Regions from separate parts of the Homo sapiens genome. Here region 2 is linked to region 1. Evidence: read pairs that join two places in POLR2A ChIA-PET (ENCODE). Cell type or tissue: IMR-90. All regions are shown on one strand.

What was found. Peaks named below come from ENCODE experiments on the same cell type or tissue, not always from the same donor. Only the 100,000 strongest peaks of a DNase experiment are listed, where the experiment ranks them.
Region 2: POLR2A ChIA-PET joins it to region 1 with 22 read pairs; 3 of 35 experiments call an interaction of 5 or more read pairs at or near these places.

The regions. Positions count from the first base shown.
Region 1 is chr17:37,066,495-37,068,994 of GRCh38, reverse strand. No RefSeq gene overlaps it. Among named protein-coding and RNA genes, the nearest start is that of MIR2909, 34 kb to the right of the region's middle. In IMR-90, no CTCF peak of the experiment used is centred here; a DNase peak (open chromatin) is centred at 1,094; H3K27me3 peaks cover 687 bases.
Region 2 is chr17:37,209,752-37,212,251 of GRCh38, reverse strand. It overlaps ACACA (acetyl-CoA carboxylase alpha), which reads left to right. Exons shown (of 56, transcript NM_198834.3): 30 at 1,762-1,785. Among named protein-coding and RNA genes, the nearest start is that of SNORA90, 34 kb to the left of the region's middle. In IMR-90, no CTCF peak of the experiment used is centred here; no DNase peak of the experiment used is centred here.

The DNA of each region.
Region 1 (2,500 bases):
TGTAGCAAAAACCATGGAATTGTACATTTACAACAGGTGAGTTTTATGGTATGTAAATTCTACCTCAATAACAACACTGTAGAAAAAAAATGGAGACTGGGCATGGTGGCTCATGCCTATAATCTCAGCACTTTGGGAGGCCAAAGCGGGTGGATCACCTGAGGTCAGGAGTTGGAGACCAGCCTGGGCAACATGGCAAAACTCTGTCTCTACTAAAAATACAAAAATTAGCTGGGCGTGGTGGCGTACACCTGTAATCCTGGCTTCTCAGGAGGTTGAGGCAGGAGAATCGCTTGAACTAGGGAGGTGGAGGTTGCAGTGAGCAGAAATCATACCACTGCACTCCAGCCTGGGTGACGGAGCGAGACTGTCTCAAATAATAACAACCACCACCATCACGGGGTAGAGGCTACACAGACCTTACCCCGCAGCCTGCCCTCCTGCCCTGCAGCTGTTTCCACAAACGCCTCCTCCTCCTTCCATCCCCAGCTGCTCTAGCTGCTTGCCAGTTTCTTTTCAGCTCCAGCCTGGCTGGTTCAATGGTCACCCTCCTATCTGTCCTCACACGGGACCCAGCCCCTCCTCAGGATCAGCAGCTGCGGCCATCAGCTGTCCTCGCCCAGCTCCTCCAGAACAGCTTGTTAAAAGGGATCCACCTGGGGCTGAGTTCCTCCAGTTGGTCCCGGTGAGCTCTCACGTAAGAGTAATGAAGTTTAAACTTCTCTTTAGCAGCTAAGCACGGAAATTGACCCTGGCACCTTGCTAAGCTAATCGAGTTACAAAACGAATCCTTTAGGATCAAATTCATTACAACAGCCGCATCTATGACCCATTTTATTATAACCTTTTCTCAAAATCTGCTCTGGTCCGCCACCCTCTGATCTTGCCCAACCAAGCCCTAGTTAGCCTGTGTCTGAGGACGCCTGGCGGGCCCGGCGGGATGCTGTGGAAGGTGAGGGCTTCCAGTCACCTGTAAGCAACCTCGGTCGTACGTGCCCAAGGCTCAACTCCTGCAATCTATTTCTGTGACCTCAGGTCCCAGCAGAGCTCTGATTTCAAGCCACAGCCCTGGCCCAGGCCCAGACTGTGTTTATGACTCAGCATCCAATAGGCATGTAAACAAGATTACATCACAGATTTTCCCTGGCCCATACCTCCCGGTCCAGACTCTGGCTGAAGAGGGACATTGGAGCTTGGCCCTCAAGGAGCTAGCTCCACAGAGTCACCGCCAGCCATGAGGGAACTTGTCACCTAGCCCTCCTCTCACCTGCACAGGCTCAAATCAACCAGGAGCAGGGCTCCCAATGGGTGAGCTTTATGCAAACACCCGGGGTGGGGTTCCTGGCCACCAACCTCTGCACGTGGTGCTGCCTGGAGGGAAGGTTCCGGGACTCTGGAATGGACTTCTGCCCAGTAGGAGTGGCGAACTTGTGGCTCTCACGGCTTTGCGTTATTTGTTACAGATACACCTCCACTACTTTACACACTATTAGAAAGTTGAGTACCCCAAATCACTTTTAGGCACATGCAGAAATGCAATTTTAGGAGGCAGAAACTACTCAACTCCAGCAATGCATCTAGACTCTACCCTAAAATATCTGCATATTAAACTACCAAGGACAGTTAAGCTTTCAAAGGGAGAAGATCAAAGTGCTGTCATCTTTTAATTTAATCCTTTTGTTGCATCAATGATCTTAAGAGGGATGAGAGAGATCAAAATAAAAATGGAAACAAACTGTATCTTTGTGGCTGTTGTGTTTTAGTCTTTTTTTTTTTTCTCAATTTGGGCCACAAAATAGGTCAGCTCCATTACTGATCAGCCTTCCCACAAATATTTAAAACAAATTGAATTGCATACCCAATACCCATCACAATTACACCAGGCACAATAACTAAATTAGCAATTCAACAAAATAATTGGAAATGCGATTCTCTCTATTCCACCAGTCTCCCTCGAGGGTTGAGCGGATCTATGGGGGAAAGCTCAGCTTTCCTAATTCTGCAGCTAATTAGAGACACACTTGTAAATGAAGTTGTTTGTCTTAAAGTTGAAATTCTCTTCTGGGGGTGGGGGAGAGGCAAGGAGAGATGAGAAAGTCCTTCCGCTCCGGAGCAAGTGTATATAAACAGGTATAAAAACCCGTGCCATACCTGCAATTAATAAAGCATCACTATTTTACCTTCACTTATCTGGTAATGGACGACTTTGGAAGAACCAGCCTGGTTGACAGCCTCGTAAGCGGCGCACATTTCTGATGGCACTTGCGACCAGTCACTGTGGGCTGCCGTTTTGGGAGGGGGCGGAAGTGCCAGGACAGCAGGAGCGGTCAGTGGTGGCCAGTGTGTGCTGCCGGCTCCCACGTGGCCCCCCTCGGTTTGGGACAGGAGAACCAAAGGCTCACCCTAAAAGGAAGCAAGGCAGAGAGAGGCTCCCCCGCCCAACAGACCCTCCCCTCCTGTGGACCGCCGTCAGCAGCCGAACGTGGGCCCCCCTGGCTCG
Region 2 (2,500 bases), 140 kb before region 1:
AATGTAGCTACAGAAGCAGTTAGATTATTTTATTAGATTAGGAAATTTGTTAACAGTTGAGAGAGATTATACTGGTTTCTAAACTCTAGAAACCTGGATGAATGGAACCTGAGGTTTCTTTGGTTGTAGAGTTCTCTCTGAACTGAGATTCATGCTAAGAAACTGTGCAGGCGGCCCCTTTCTTTAGCATCCTTTATATCGTAAAAGGAAAACTATTCTCATTAGCATCTGCAGTTAGTTTTCTGTTCAGCTGTACCTCCCTCTGTTCTAGAACCTGTGCCTATTTTTTCTGTATTGTTGAGGCCCAAGTGCATTATAACTAAGGATCTCTTGTAAAAATAAAACCCACTCTCCTGAGTGAGAGGCTTAAGGAATCCAAACAGCAAAGGTTCAGGTTTCTGCACTCAGAGGTTGCTCTTGCTGTCTTATGAATTCACTCTGTGATACAGGTTTGATGCAAAGAGCATTTCTACTCACAAATCACATGAGGTATACAGTTTGTGTGCAGTGATATGTCACAGCTTTTTATTTATATGGCCTGCTCAGTCTATTCTGCTCCTTCTACTGCCATGGAAAGTGCATCGTTTTCCTCCCTCTATCTTCCTTTCCACATATCATCAGCACCACCCACTATGTTCTGCCCATTAAGTCCTCTGTGTGCTAGAAAACCCCAACAGTGATTAAATGCTGATAAAAGAATGTTAGAAGGTTAAGATATCAACCGATCAGCCCCCTTACAATGCCCCTAAATTGTAGGTGGTAAGTATAACTTTGCCCATTTAACATTGAAAATAAAGGTTTTTATTTGTTTGATTATTTTTCAGTTGGGGAAATCTTTTAAAAGGAGTTAGTGGCAAAGGCCAAAGAGAATGTGGGAGATGTGCCTTGTAGTTTCCTATTCTTATCGTGGTCTTTCTTTCATGATTTGGCACATTCTTTATAAGGAAGTTCTGTGGTAGTCAAATTTAGATAAGGTTTTATTTATGAGAGGCCTAGAGTTTTTAAGCTAACAGCAATTTTTAAAATCATTATGACCCTAAACTCATTTAATTACAAAGTATTAATTAATTTTAACAACTTATCATAGAATCATTTATCATTACTTTCCTGCATGATTTTCAGTTCTTTTAAGCTCCTAGAATACAGTACCTTCCCCCCTGCTCTCCTTCATGGGAGGAAGAGTATGGTTAAAAAGACTTAGAACAGGTAGCTGGGAACCCAGATTCCTGGATACTTTTCTTTGGTGGAGAATTTGTAGGTCTGTCACATATCCTGGATAAGCGATTAAAGTAGGAGGAGCTGTGGAATCAACTTCCCTGGACCTCCTTATTACACCTTCAGTAATAGGAACAAGAAAGAAGAGTCTCTAAGAATCCTGTGAAGAATTATATTTCTTATTGAAGCTTGAGTTAATATACCATATCATATAGCTTAAATTAATTTTCATCAGCCTGTGTTTTACCACTACTCTAAATTTTTTTTTTTTTTTTTTTTTTTTTTGGTAATAGAGCTATTTTTAAAATCCATGGTAAATACATTTTGACCCTTTCCATCAACAGCTGGTGTGGTGAGGTAGGTTAGGAGCATGCCTCTTTGGAGGTATCCTGGGGGTTGAAGGGTAATGAGCACTTAATTATGTCTGCTGAATGCCAGAGCTGCCAAACTGGAGCTCCTCATGACTGGTCTATATCTGCTCTGACAATTCTTTTATTATGGCTTTCACTAACTTATCAGTAACTAACTGTGGTTGTTTAATTACAGAGGGAACATCCCTACGCTAAACAGGTACCGTATGTTTAGTTTCTTTTCCAATTAAAAGCACCTTTATGTAACTTAGAATAGTGAAACCAGGAAAAAAAAAACCACAACACTTGACAAGATAATGTGTTATCTGCTAGGGAGTCCTGAGCTCCCCTTTGGACATACTAAATTATTCTTTCTGTTTGGAAAACATGGCTTCAGCTTTTCTTCAGCTGTTCAAAAAGCACTACTTGAAAAGCCTCAGTATGGAGAAGCTCCCATCTAGCTGTGTATGATAGGGGGTTTATCTGCCTTATGTCCGGCCTTGCTAGCAACATCTTCTTTTGCTAAGTTCTCTGTGTAGTTTGGGGCTTTCAGAGGAGAAACCCTTAAGGTTACTCCTATCCTGGCAAATTATTCACAGTTTTTACAATTTTTAGTTTCTCTAATTTGCTTCTCCTTTTAGAGGAGTGCAGATCCAGAAATAGCTGATCTCATGTTTTATCAGTTTGTTAGTTAATTTTCTAAAGTGTTAAAATGTTATGATAGTCAGTTTTTATTTCAGACCTATAATAAGATTAACATTGGAAAAGTATATTTAAGTTTTGATGTGTTTAACCCTGTGTGGAGGTTTCCAGGCTAATATAACATAAGTGATATTTTAGTATTTTGGGTTTCTCCTGTCTCTTGAACCAAGCAAGGCAACACAATGCAAGTTTGAGAGGATAACAATTCTGATTGGAATTGAATCCACAAAATG